Linked DNA regions of Homo sapiens: region 1 is linked to region 2. Evidence: chromatin loops called from intact Hi-C (ENCODE). Cell type or tissue: natural killer cell. All regions are shown on one strand. Each heading gives the region's core, and the rest is flanking DNA. Links, peaks and the distances in the headings are about the cores only.

Region 1 (7,562 bases), core at 1,072-6,071, 110 kb before region 2:
AATCCAGGAAAAAAAAATGACAAAATTCAACATCCCTTCATGATAACCAGTAATAAAAGGAAACTTCTTCAATCTGATAAAAGCCATCTAAGAAAAACAGTTAAAAGTATATTTGATGGGGAAATATTTAATATTTTTTTCTATGATTGTGAATAAAGCAAAGATGTCCACTCTGACCACTTCTATTCAATATTATACTATAGCTCCTAACCAATGTAATAAAAGAGGTAAAGGAAATAAAAGGCACAGAGGTTGGAAAGGAAGAAGAAAACTCACAGATACAATATGTGTACACAGAAAATCCTAAGTAATGTATAAAAAGCTACCAGAACTGATACGTGAATTTAGCACAGAATATAAAGTCAATATACAAAAAGCAGCTGTGGCCAGTTACAGTGGCTCAAGCCTGTAATCCCAGCACTTTGGGAGGCCGAGGTGGGTAGAACCCTTGAACTTGGGAGTTTGAGACCAGCCTGGTCAATATGGCGAAACCCCATCTCTACAAAAAAATACAAAAATTAGCCAGGCATGGTGGTGCACACCTGTAATCCCAGCTACTCAGCTAAGTCAGGAGGATATCTTGAGCCTGGGGAGGTAGAGGCTGCAGTGAGCCGTGATCACACCACTGCACTTCAGCCTGGGTAACAGAGTGAGACTCTATGTCTCCAAAAAAAAAAACGCAATTGTATTTCTATATACTGGCAATACATAATTGGAAAATGTAAATAAATAACATATCTAGGAATAAATTTAACAGAAGATGTGTTAAGACCTGTAGAGCAAAAACTATAAAGCACTATTGACAGAAATTAAAGAAAATATAAATGGAGAGATATACCACATTTGCGAGCAGAAGGACTCAACATTATTAAGATGTCAGTTCTGGCCAGGCACAGTGGCTCATGCCTGTAATCCTAGCACTTTGGGAGGCCAAGGCGGGCAGATCACTTGAGCTCAGGAGTTTGAGACCAGCCTGGCGAACATGGTGAAACCCCCGTCTCTACTAAAAATACAAAAACTAGCCGGGTATGGTGGTGGGCACCTGTAATCCCAGCTACTCAGGAGGCTGAGGCAGGAGAATTGCTTGAACCTGGGAGGCGGAGGTTGCAGTGAGCCAAGATCACACCTACTCCAGCCTGGGCGACCAAGCAAGACTCCATCTCAAAAAAAAAGATGTCAGTTAGTTCTACCCAAGTGGATCTAGAGATTCAATGATTCAATGCACTCTGACTCATAACTCCAATAGGCTCCATTTTTAGAAGCTGACAAATGGACTCTAAAACTTATATGAAAATACAAAGGACTTGGAATATTCAAAGTGATTCTGAAAAAGAACAAAGTGAGGTCTTAAGTTACCTGATCTCAAAACTTACAATAAATGCAGAATAAGAAAAACAACGTGGTAATATCATGTAGGTAAACAGGCCAAAGTAACTGAATAGAGTCCAGAAACAGACCCAGGCTTATTAGGTCATTTGATTTTTGATAGAGGAACCAAAATCAATCAAATGGGAAAAATAAATGTCTTTTCCACAAAAGGTATGGGAACAATCAGATATCCCTATGGTTAAAAAAAAACACCTCAGGCTGGGCACGGTGGCTCACGCCTGTAATCCCAGCACTTTGGGAGGCCGAGGCGGGCAGATCATGAGGTTAGGAGATAGAGACCATCCCGGCTAACACGGTGAAACCCCATCTCTACTAAAAATACAAAAAATTAGCCAGGCGTGGTGACGGGCGCCTGTAGTCCCAGCTACTCGGGAGGCTGAAGCAGGACAATGGTGTGAACCTGGGAGGCGGAGCTTGTAGTGAGCAGAGATCGTGCCACTGCACTCCAGCCTGGGCGACAGAGTGAGACTCTGTCTCCAAAAAAAAAAAAAAAAAAAAAAAAAAACCACCTCGTTTGTTACCTCATGTAATATACAAAACTTAATTTGAGATAAATCACAGGCCTAAAGGTAAAATCTAAAACAATAAAGATTAAAGGAGAGTATTATCTATATAACCTGAGGGTAGATAAGGTTTCTTAGACAAAACACAGACAGTAATTATCATAAAAAGAAAACATTGAAAAATAGATTTTATCAAAATTTAAAACTCTATTAGTCAAAAGATACCATAAAGAATATGATTAGGCAAACTACAGACAGGGAGAAATTATTTGTACGATATATATCTGACAGAGGGACTTTAACCAGAACATATAAAGAATTCTTTCAAAAATAGCAAAAAGACAAAAATAAAATAAAATAAAACAATGTAGGTAAAACACACGAAGAGACAGGCTGGGCACAGTGGCTCACACCTATAATTCCAGCACTTTGGGAGACCAAGACAGGAAGATTGCTTGAGTCCACGAGTTCGAAACCAGCCTGGGCAAAAAACAAGACCCCTACAAAAATAAAAAGATTTAGCCAGGTGTGGTGGCACGTGCCTGTAGTCCCCAGCTACTTGGAAGGTTGAAGTGGGAGGATCACCTGAGCCCTGAAGGTCGAGGCTACAGTGAGCCAAGATCCACCACTGCACTCCAGCCTGGGTGACAGTGCAAGACCCTGTCTCAAAAAATAATAATAATAAGAAGAAGATATGAAGAGACAGTCAACAAAGGAAGATACACAATTGGCCCATGAGCACATGCAACATTAATCAACCCTGGTCAATCAGGAAGATACAAATAAAACCACAATGAAATACCCACCAAAATAATTAAAATTAAAAAGACTTTCAACATCAAGTGTTGGCAGATGCAGAACAACCAGAACTTGTGGAAAAAGTGGCAATTTCTAAAACTAAACATACACCTACCCTCCGATCCAGTAATTCTACTCCTAGATATTAACCCAAAAGAAATGAAGACATGTGTCTCTAGACAGACCTGTGCAAGAATGTTCATAGCAGCTTGTTCCTAATAGCCAAAACCTGGAAACCGATGAAAAACAATGATAAACTGGCCGGACACAGTGGCTCATGCCCGTAATCCCAGCAGTTTTGGAGGCCAAGGCAGGCAGATCACCTAAGGTCAGGAGTTCAAGACTAGCCTGGGCAACATGGTGAAACCCCGTCTCTACTAAAAATACAAAAAATTAGCCAGGCATGGTGACGTGTGCCTGTAATCCCAGCTACTTGGGAGGCTAACACACAAGAACCACCTGAACCCAGGAGGCAAAGGTTGTAGTGAGCCAAAACTGCGCCACTGCACACTCCAGCCTGGGAGACAGAGCGACACTGTGTCTCAAAAAAAAGAAAGAAAAACAATGATAAACTATGGTACATTTATTTAAGTGATGCTTAAAATTAAGAAGGTATCAGAATCTTGAGTAAGGAGGAAAAAAAGTATAGCTTAAAAAAACTTTTCAAGTAATTCTGATACCCCTAGAAAAACATTCCATGTTTCAAATAATCAACTTGCAAACAAGCTTCGGGAACAGAATTTGTATGAAAGCATTTTCTGACATATATACAATAGTTGGCCACCAGGGGGCACTCCCAATGCAGTTCTCTCTGGGGCTTCCCAGGGCAGGCGTGTGGGCACAAGCAGTGATGCTGTGGCTGCTGCCAGATTCAGTTCAGCATCTAAGGACTGCACTCGTGTCACCCTGGTGGGGGTATTATATGCTTTTTTTGGACATTGCATTTACCTTTCCAAATACAATCTCATTTAACAAATGTATTTGTTTACAGTGGCTAAACCCACACAAATTCCTAATGCCCTAGAACTCAAAACGTGAATAGAAGGAAGAATTTGCCACCATTACCCATGATTTTTTGTCAGATGTAATTTGTTAGAAAATCATTCACAATTAATAAAATTCCTAATACAATGTAGAATATTGTTAAAACCTTGCCTTTTTCTTTTCTTTTCTTTTTTTTTTTTTTTTTTGAGGTAGGGTCTTGCTGTGTCACCCAGGCTGGAGTGCAGTGGCATGATCATAGCTCACTGCAACCTCCGCCTCCCAGGCTCAAACCATCCTTCCACCTCAGCCTCCTAGGTACCTGGGACTACAGGTGCGTGCCACCACACCCAGATAATTTTTGTATTTTTTTTTAGTAGAGACATGGTTTTGCCATGTTGCCCAGGCTGATCTCCAACTCCTGGGCTCAAGCAACCCTCCTGCCTTGGCCTCCCAAAGTGCTGGGATTACAGGTGTGAGCCACAGTGTCTGGCCAAACCTTTACATTTTAAGGCCATCTAAAATACCACATAACTTTAAATTAACAAGTAATACACGTTCCTACACAGAAGAGTATATACCCTACTAAATACTAACACATGATGAGCATCTACAGGGAGGGAAAATAAATTTTGTGAGTCTGGACTGAACTTACAGTTTTCTTTGTAAAGGATAATTAATAATATTTTTTCAAGTACTTGAACACTTTACACCTTCATAAGCATGCCTGAACAACTTAGGACTTCATATGCCAGGAGAAGAAAATGTTAGAGCTTGTTATTACATAAAACTTGAACATTTCCTACCTAATTTTAAGAGACAGCTTTAATAAATGGAGGCCCTCTCAACTTAACTGTAACTTGAGAGAAAACAGTGTAGAGCTGTACTTCCCTAGTTTTGCCTCCCCCACTGAACCCCCTGCCTTGGTCAAACACAAACCTCGCCCTCTGCTCAGAGACGCAAACAGATGTGCAGACTCCACGGCGCAGGGTCTGTTTCTCCGCTGGCAGAGAGCTTTAGTCTACACTTATTTTCTGTAGTTTATACTATGAAGAAGATGTATTTTTACCCCCAATTCTAAGACCATATTACATATGCTTTTTCCTTTTTAAATTTTTCATTGATATATAATAATTGTACATATTTATGGGTGCATGTGATATACATGCATACAATGTGTAATGATGTATTCAGGATGTCCATTACCTTGAACATTTATCATTTATTTATGCTGGGAACATTTCAAATCTTCTCTTCTAGCTATTTTGAAATACAAAATATATATGCTTTTTCAAATTACCACTGATGCCTTCCTACCCCCAGAAGATTCTGATATTCCTCCTCGTTCCTCATGTTCAAGAATCTTAATGTAGAGGACAGAATTAAGTTTTAAAGACTAAGTATGGGATCTTGACATCTTTGGCTCTATGCTTTCTGGAGGAGAGAAATTTGTTTTGGAACCAGCAGGGCAAAGCAAGGTGTCTGAATGGTATTCTATGCAGAAGCCCTGCCAGGAGGAGCTGGCCGCAGCCACCTGCAGCCCGTCAGTGGCAGAGCCGTGCTGGCTTGCTCCCAAGTGGCCAGCAGTGGTGAAAACAGATGGTGGCCACTGTCTGCAGAACTCATGAAAATGGAACTGCCCAGGAGGAAGGGTCCCCACAGGACAGCCTGGTTCCTGGCACCTGCTTGCTCTCCACAGGGCTCAGTTGAAACACAGTGGAAAAGCACACCTGGCAGCAGAGATCAGCCACCGGGAACACCCAGCTGTGTTGGCTGAGCCTCTTTAAAGTGAAGGGAAAAGGAGTTTGACAAAAAGGAGCTTCCACATTTTAGCAATTATATATTTGTTTTAAAAGTATCAGAGGGCCCCTGTCTGTACAGTCAATATTGTGCTCACACGTTATTGTTGGACATTTGTATCACAGATGTCCCTCTAGGACACTGAAGTTATAACTGCTCCAAAACTCTAAAAAAGGGAGGCAGTGATTTGAACAGAATTATGTTTTAATGTAAAAGTGAGGGTACTGTTAGGAAGATGCATCTTATTTTCAAAAAATACATTTCATTGTGTTTCACTGACCAAACGTCGTAACTTTCTGAGTTGTTTTCTTGAATGATCATATCTTATATATGATTTGAATATTTTGGTATTGTTGTAGGAGGACTAAAAATTTCTGAGAAATTAGCCTAAATCATGAGAGATAATTCCCCACAATTTTCCTAAGTAATTTATTACGGTAGCTGTAAAGAAAAAATAAAATTGACTCAGGTATCAGTTCTTATTATTTCCAGGTAGAAATATGAGTTCCACTCCATTAATTCCACCTATCTATCCTAAACAAAGAGAACTTGCCAAAATACTGTGTTGAACAGAGCAATCATTGTGTTACAGCTATATACTCTGATGTATGAGCAACAATCTCCAACATCAATTATTACAAACACAGATGTGTTAAATACAAAATAAAATTATAAAAGAAGCATCACTTCAACTTAAATGATAAATCTTAAATGATAAATCTTAGTCCAGGACAGAAATCAATAGCGCTCTTAATATTATGCCCAAATATATTTAAAGCCTACGAGAATTAATCAGTGAAGGTTTAGCCAATTTTCCTATAGTACCCCAGACGTATACAAATTTGAGTACCACTATGTCTTGAGAATAACATAACAATTTTAAACTCAAAAGTTCTTGGACAATCATAATCCAGCAATAAAGGCTTATTCAAGCAAGAAAATAAAATTATGTGAAAATGAACAAAAAAGCACTTTGGTTATAATCCTGTCCACTACCTTACTGGATATCCATACTCATTAGAATGAAAATCATCTCACCACTGCTCTGTCATCTAGGTTTTCTTTTACACATGAATATAAACCCTGTTAACACACACAATCACACACATACACACACACAGACTTGCAGCACTAATGACAGTGGTGATGAGTGGTAAAATACAGAGACTTTATTTTGTAAAAACAATCATTCTAAAAGGTTTTTAGTGTACAGTCAAATGGCCTTACCAAAGCAAGACCCAAAACCTGACAGGGAAACCTGGCTCCCCACACAGGGGACGGCCGTGACGGCGGAAGCACTGACCTTGTACGCCTGCATGAGCATGTGGATGACCCCCGGGGCGCCGTGGCACCAGTGCACCAGCCGGTCTGTTTCATTGCTTAATGATGATGGGTAATTCCCAGATCGGAATTTTTTGTGGCGCACATAATCAATACTGGGTTTCACCATTTCTGTCAAGGTTTCTTGGTCCACTTTTGCTGCCGGCTTTAAACAAACAAAAATGAAACACAAATTATTTTCTCTGAAGTTATTTCTTTTACATTGTATCATGGCTAACAAAACATCAATTACCTGGAAAACAAAAAAAGCACATAAAATTAGAATTCATTCAACTATCTGGTTATTTAAGACTTAGGCAAAACTTGTTTCAACTGTTTGAAATCTTAGTGTTATAGTGTATTTTGTCTCTTCTTTGGTGGATTAGGACTACACTCCTAAGAGAGTAGTAAAGGAAATGATTAAATGGCAAGTGAACCTAGGAGTAGATAGGTTTTGTTTTGTTGCTTTGCTTTGTTAAAATACCAATACTTGATTTCCTTCCATGGGGCTCACACCTCCTAAAAAGCCAGGTACCCCTCTTCTCCCAAATCTATATACTGGCTTTGTTACTTGGCCAAATTATTTAACCTCAGTTTCTTTATCTCTAAAATAGAATAATCATAGCACTCAACTCCTAAGGTGTTTGTAAGAAAAAAATGCATGCCTCACCCCTTCATCCAACAATTTGTGGCAATACTGCCTTTTACGAACTGAAAGCACTCATTAAATGTTACCTACTAGAATTTATTACTGAGTTTGTGTGTTAAAGT
Region 2 (7,372 bases), core at 2,373-7,372:
GATCTCGGCTCACTGCAAGCTCCGCCTTCCGGGTTCACGCCGTTCTTCTGCCTCAGCCTCCCGAGTAGCTGGGACTACAGGTGCCCACCACCACGCCCGGCTAATTTTTTTGTATTTTTAGTAGAGATGGGGTTTCACCGTGTTAGCCAGGATGGTCTTGATCTCCTGACTGCGTGATCTGCCTGCCTTGGCCTCCCAAAGTGCTGGGATTACAGGCGTGAGCCACCACCCTCAGCCTCTTCTTAGAAGTTTTTATATTTTTTTATTAATTATTTTTTTTTAATTGAGACAGAGTCTTACTCCATGGCCCAGGCTGGAGTGCAGTGCATCTCTGCTCACTGCAATCTCTGCCTCCCTGCTCAAGTGATTCTCCTGCTTCAGCCTCCCCAGTAGCTGGGATTACAAGTGTGCACCACCATGACGGGCTAATTTTTGTGTTTTCAGTAGAAACGGGGTTTCACCATGTTGGCCATGCTGGTCTTGAACTCCTGACCTCAAATGATCTGCACTCCTTGGTCTCCCAAAGTGCTGGGATTACAGGCATGAGCCACCATGCTGGGCCTCTTCTTAGAAGTTTTTTTTTTTTTTTTGAGATGGTATCATGCTCTGTCATCTAGGCTGGAGTGCAATGGCGCGATCTTGGCTCACAGCAACCTCTGCCTCCTGGGTTCAAGCACTTCTCCTGCCTTAGCCTCCTGAATAGCTGGGATTACAGGAGCGCACCACCATACCCGGCTAATTTTTGTATTTTTGGAAGAGATGGGGTTTCACCATGTTGGTCAAGCTAGTCTTGAACTCATGACTTTGTGATCTGCCTGCCTCGGCCTCCCATAGTGCTGGGATTACAGGCATGAGCCACCGTGCCTGGCCTTCTTAGAAGTTTTGTAAGTTTTCCAATTGACCCGTTCCCTCTCCATTTCACACATGGCCAGCTTGTGCCATTTTACCAATTTATTTGGTCCCTGGAAACACAGTGAGCAGTGTCTACAACATTAAGAGGTTCCCGGGAGCCTCAGAATAGCACTGGCACCTAGATCCAGCTGCAGATGCTCTGACACCTGCACTAAATGGGCACAGAGAGAAATTGCAGCACCCCTGGAAGGCCCAGCAGGCACCTTTGACAACATGGTATGTGAGGCTCACCTGGAATAAGACCTCGTGGGCATGATGCTGTTGTGTGGCACCAGGCTGGGGAGCTGCTCAAACTGCTCCACTGCAGACAGGCAGATGAGATTGCTTGCCCCGCACCCAGGAAGGCTGCTGTCATCTCCAGGACTGTGCTACAAAGGGGTGGGCCAGACCCTCCATCCCATTTCTGGAACTTGGCTAGCTAGTTTCACAAGGAGATGTCAAGCCCCTGCCTGAAGGAAGTGACATTCCAGTCAGTAGTGTACCAGGGTGAGGTGTGGACGTATCTGGAAAATCTGAAATGTATTAAAGATCAGCACGAAATGCAGAACCCAGAGGATGGAAGAGGAAGATGTTCAAAGGATTGTGGCTGGGCCACACTTCCCTCCCTAACAAACAAGTGTTCCAGGAACTCAGGGTTTGCAGATGAGAGGCCGCTTCCTCCTGTTCCTCCAACTCTCCTTTCCTAACCTCGAATCAGTTGTATCTTGCCACCAAATCTAGACCTCACTTTGAATTCTCCGTTTCAGTGAATGATCCCATATTTGCTTGAACAAATGTTTATGTAAAACTCAGCCATGTCCTGGCACCGCGTTACCTGCTGCTTACGCCAGAGATCATCCTAGAGTGCCCCTCCCCTCTCCCCGCAACAAGCCGGCCTCGGTCCTGGGGAGCCTACCTCAGCATTGCTATGTCACCATCTGCATTCCCACGCTTAGTTGAGGCCCTCATTTCAGCTTCTTACATTCTCTGAATATATTTTGCTACTTCATGCTGCACAGATATTTTACATTTGCTTTTCTCTTTCCTTCTTTATTTTTACCCAGTTTATTTTAACTCAGCCTTTAAAAATCAGTCTAAGCTTCAGTTCCTTTGGGAAGCTGACTTTGACCTTCCCCTCCAATTTGATCTGGGTCCCTGTGTGTGTGTCCAACTTGTGAGCATAAAGTAACATCAAATCCATTACACTACAATGGTTAATGCACTGGCCAGTCTCTTCCTAGACTCTAGGGCCTTCCTTACCTTGGACCCCCCCACCTCCCTCCCGGACGGGGCGGCTGGCCGGGCGGGGGGCTGACCCCCCCACCTCCCTCCCCGACGGGGCGGCTGGCCGGGCGGGGGGCTGACCCCCCCCACCTCCCTCCTGGACGGGGCGGCTGGCCTGGCCGGGGCTGACCCCCACCTCTCTCCCGGACGGGGTGGCTGCTGGGCGGAGACGCTCCTCACTTCCCAGACGGGGTGGCTGCCGGTGGAGGGGCTCCTCACTTCTCAGACGGGGCGGCTGCCGGGTGGAGGGGCTCCTCACTTCTCAGACGGGGCAGTTGCCGGGCAGAGGGTCTCCTCACTTCTCAGACGGGGCGGCCGGGCAGAGACGCTCCTCACCTCCCAGACGGGGCGGCGGGGCAGAGGTGCTCCCCACATCTCAGACGATGGGCGGCCGGGCAGAGACGCTCCTCACTTCCTAGATGGGATGGCGGCCGGGAAGACGCGCTCCTCACTTCCTAGATGGGATGGCGGCCGGGCAGAGACGCTCCTCACTTTCCAGACTGGGCAGCCAGGCAGAGGGGCTCCTCACGTCCCAGACGACGGGTGGCCAGGCAGAGACGCTCCTCACTTCCCAGACGGGGTGGCGGCCGGGCAGAGGCTGCACTCCCGGCACTTTGGGAGGCCAAGGCAGGCGGCTGGGAGGTGGAGGTTGTAGCGAGCCGAGATCACGCCACCGCACTCCAGCCTGGGCACCATTGAGCACTGAGTGAACCAGACTCCGTCTGCAATCCCGGCACCTCGGGAGGCCGAGGCTGGCGGATCACTCGCGGTTAGGAGCTGGAGACCAGCCTGGCCAACACAGCAAAACCCCACCAAAAAAATACGAAAACCAGTCAGGCGTGGCGGCGCGCGCCTGCAATTGCAGGCACTCGGCAGGCTGAGGCAGGAGAATCAGGCAGGGAGATTGCAGTGAGCCGAGATGGCAGCAGTACAGTCCAGCTTCGGCTCGGCATCAGAGAGAGACTGTGCAAAGAGAGGGAGAGGGAGACCGTGGGGAGAGGGAGAGGGAGAGGTCAACTTTCCAATGAAATACTTAGGATGGACCTCATTATCTTTTCCTTCAAATCCTGCCTTCCTTCGTATTTTCTAGCAATGGTCGCCGTGTTATCCACCCAGCACCTCAAGCTACAGTCAGCCCTGACCTCATGCCCTCCATCCCTTTTCAAATATGTCACTAATATCTTTTGATTCCAGCTCCAAGACACATTGTGAATCTGTCCATATCTCTTCACATCCCTTGTCCCCACTTTAAATTGGTGCTTCTCAACTATAGGTGATTTCCCCCAACGAGGGACATTTGGCAATGTCCAGTGGACATATTTTTGTGTGTCATGACTCGGGGAGGGAGCTATTGGCATCCAGCAGGCAGAGCCAGGGATGCAAAGCATGCTGCCGTGCACAATACAGCCCTCACAGCAAAGATCAATGAGATGCCAAATGTCACTGATGTGGCTGTGGAGAAACCTGGCTCTGCAACACCCCTTCTTGCCTGCCTGGCGAATTCACCCAGTAACCAACTCACTGCGTCCATTCTTGCTGCACCTCTGACCTTCCTTCACAGGGCCTTTATAAATGCTAATTTGACCATATTACCATTCTGCTTAAAATGCTAATGATTTCCCAGGGCTTTCAAGATAAATCTCAAAATTCTGAACGTGGCTCACTAGCCTTGCATGGTGTGTCCCCTGCCAAGGTCACTGTCCAGCCTGTGGCTCTCTTCTCTAGCTGCCTGTGCTTCAGGAGTGCTGGTAACTGCCTCCTTCGGTTCCCTGGCTCCCACCCTCCATAGGTCCTTGGCGCTTCCTCTTCCTTTTGCCTGGCAGGCTCTCACTTTCCCTTACCTCCCTTCACTCTGCTCCTGCAGCTCCTGCAGATTTTAGTGCAGAGACCTTCTCACCAGGGAGGCCTTTCTGCATTTCCCAGACTGACTGGGAACGCCTAGTTGCAGCACTATAATTGTGATTAACCAGTAGTGTAATTGGTTGTTGGAAGTCTGAATCTTATGTGAAAACATCAGCTCTGCAGTGGCAGGGGCTGTATCCCCAGAGCCTATTGTGGGGCTTCCACCTAGAAGGGCCTCAAAGGACTATGAGCAAATGAATGAAACATGTGGTACCTAACGAATACCACTTCTGGTACACAGTAGGCACTCAGTAAATCCTTGAGGAATGGCTGACTATGTAAATGTCCTTGCGTCTACATTTTATTCAGCTTGAATGAATGAGATTTTCAGAATCTGTGTCCAGTTCCTGTCCTAGCAAACCAGGTCGAAGGCATCATGCTCTTCTGAGAGGTGTTTCTTCACTTTCCTTCAGTTTCAAATTTATTTGTAATGACAAGTAAAGGTGCTAAAACCACTACTACCAGAGTGCAGCTGGGGATTTTCTATGGCTCTGACTTCAGACAGCAAATTTAGATACTCCCTGACTCCTGAGAAATAACGGTTCCCATCCACACTTCATTTTCCATTCCTTTGACACTGACTTTTATTGGACAATCTTAATTCTTCAGCATTCCTGATGGCGTGTTTAACAGGCTTCCTGGTTTCTTGAGCTCACAAAGCAGAGCAGCCAAGTCACAGATGGAGTGACTTCTGAGCCCCGACTTAGTGTGGGCACCAAAGGCATGGGAGGAGGAGCACGGGACTCTAACCGAGCTGGAGGAACCGTGTCTGGAAGGTTGAGGCCCAAATGTGCAGGGGCCAAAAATGTAGAGGTCAAGGCAGAAAACCAGAGTGAATATCATGTTCGTGGTAGGAAATGTCCAGTTGTGTCAGTGTGAATCACACAGAAGGTGTGGAGGCAGTCAGCTCCAGACAAGTGGGCTAAAGTCTCTGAGCATGTGTCCTCACCTGTAAAACGGGGCTAATGAGCGCCCACTGCATGTGCTTGTGAGGATGAAATGAGCTGGCGGCTCAGGCCTGGTGTGGTAATGAAATGAGCTGGTGGTTGAGGCCTAGTGTAGTAATGAAATGAGCTGGTTATTGAGGCCTAGTGTGGTAACGAGCGCCCACCGCATGGGCTTGTGAGGAGGAAATGAGCTGGTGGCTCAGGCCTGGTGTGGTAACGAAATGAGCTGGTTGTTGAGGCCTAGTGTGGTAACGAGTGCCCACCGCATGGGCTTGTGAGGAGGAAATGAGCTGGTGGTTCAGGCCTGTTGCAGTAACCAGCACCCACAGCATAGGCTTGTTGTGAAGATGAAATGAGTTAGTGTTTCAGGCCTGGTACACAGTAGGTGCTATTTAGGCATTAGCCATTACTGTCAACTCACGTTTAGCTTGCATTTGGGGGAGTTTCAGCTTCAGATTAGGAAGGTTATAACTCCCAGGAGGAAACAGCCCAGGATAAATGATGAAACCTACAATCAGGGATCACAAACTACATGCAAAAAGAGGCCAGGAAGCCAATATGACCAAGCCAGAGAGCCAGGTGGAAACTTACACAGGAGAGATGCATGCCTCCCTCAGGGGCAGCAGCTGCTGAGCCCAGGAGACCCAACACTCTAGGGAATGTGGGCCCAGCAGGGTCACAACTTCCAAATTTTCAAGAGCAGCTGGGAATCCTGATTTTATATGAGGTCCTCAATGTTCAATGTTGGCAATAAATTCAAAGTTGTCTTGTTACTTTGGAAAGATATAAAAGTAAAAGTTGCTTTGTTACTTTGGCAGGGTTGCCAGACCATGATAGGCATGGTCTGGATACGGCCAAGGCTTGCTAGCCTGTGACCGCCACTGAGAGATTATCTGGTTGCTCTAGAGGTCTGACCCAAAGGAATTTCAGACACTGAGCAGCTGAACATACTAATGACCAGACGGCTTTCAACACCAGAGGTATTTGGAGTATGTGAGTTGCTCAAAGATGAGCAAGTGTTTCCCTTGATAAGAGAGGAGATAGATTTTATATAATATAGTTGGGAGATTTGTAAAATAGTTTAGCAATGAATTGCCTGTCTGTGCTTAGAAAAGCAAGAAGTGGCTAGAATTTGGCATTGGATTTGATGAAAAACTATGCAAACCAGCTTTTTGTTTCTTTCTTTGTTTTTTTGTTTTCGGACACAGGGTCTTGCTCTGTCACCCAGGCTGGAGTGCAGTGGTGCAATCATGAATCACTGAAGCCTCAGTCTCCCATGCTCAAGTGATTCTCCTGCCTCAGCCTCCCAACTACCTGGGACTGCCTGTATGCACCTCCACAGTCAGCTAATTTTTGTATTTTTTATAGAGACGGGGTTTTGCCATGTTGCCCACACTGGTCTCGAACTCCTGGGCTCAAGTCTCTGCCTGCCTCAATCTTCCACAGTGCTGGAATTACAGGAGTGAGCCACTGTACCTGGCTCCAAAGTAGCTTATTTCCTTTTGAACCCAGTTTTAAGATCAAAAGATTGGTAGAATGAGCAACACTGACACTGAAATTCTGCAAGGCATTTGATCTTTTTACTTCGTTTTGTCCACATTGCCCCTTTGGATGAGAGGGAAATGCAGGTTAGACAATGATGCAATGGGCATGAGTGTTGAGCAATAAAGTCTAAGTGCATGTCTTTCTCAAAAGGTAGTCTAAGGCCCAGGGAACATCAGGGAAAACAGTACAGGGAAATTGCTCTCAAGAAAATAAGAGTTTAAAGAAAAAATGAAGAAAAGTACATAGAAGGGAAATTCAAACAGAAGAGGATGGGTGTGTGGTGGCCTTTCAATAGTGTGTGTGAAGGCCTCTTCCACACTTTCACTGGAGACTTCAACGATAGTATATCTCAGGCCCAGTCTCATTTCCCAGCTTCTGCCTTCTCCACTCCTTGCAGCTACCTCCTGCTGAATTCCACGCTGCCCTGTCCTCCCAGCCTCTGGACCAATCCCCTCCAGGCAAGCTCATCAGCAACTGCTTGCTCCTGGACTCCAATCAGAAAGTGCTGAGCCTGTAATCCCAAGGCCTTGCCCAGAGGGAGCTCTCCCTGGTTCCAGTTTGCTAGGACTGGTTTCCACTGTGCCTCCCATCTTGTTCTCGCTAGCTCCTCTTCCAGAGACTAAGCCCTTTCTTTCCACATTTCAAACAACTGTAACCCCTAAGAGAGCTCTCCTGAGCTGTGGCTTCTTGTCCACCAGATTCTCAGTTCCTTCCCTCACAGCCCCCTAGAACAGGATTCCACCGTCTTCCTTGAGAAATACCAGGGCCATCTGTGGCCAAATCCATGGATAAATTGGTTGTGC

The links. Hi-C counts contacts between places; a loop is a spot of excess contacts. Peaks named below come from ENCODE experiments on the same cell type or tissue, not always from the same donor. Only the 100,000 strongest peaks of a DNase experiment are listed, where the experiment ranks them.
Region 1: a loop joins it to region 2, with 11 times the contacts of the local background. A loop is called at or near these places in 1 of 110 quality-filtered maps.

Annotation. Positions count from the first base shown.
Region 1 is chr7:55,411,302-55,418,863 of GRCh38, reverse strand. It overlaps LANCL2 (LanC like glutathione S-transferase 2), which reads right to left. Exons shown (of 9, transcript NM_018697.4): 6 at 6,775-6,957. Among named protein-coding and RNA genes, the nearest start is that of LANCL2, 50 kb to the right of the region's middle. In natural killer cell, for the core only: CTCF peaks have their summits at 3,277 and 3,483 (motif pointing right); a DNase peak (open chromatin) is centred at 3,503.
Region 2 is chr7:55,307,021-55,314,392 of GRCh38, reverse strand. No RefSeq gene overlaps it. Among named protein-coding and RNA genes, the nearest start is that of LANCL2, 55 kb to the left of the region's middle. RefSeq lists an enhancer at 2,350-2,850 and a silencer at 3,412-3,596. In natural killer cell, for the core only: no CTCF peak of the experiment used is centred there; DNase peaks (open chromatin) are centred at 4,532 and 5,232; H3K27ac peaks cover 1,161 bases; H3K27me3 peaks cover 470 bases.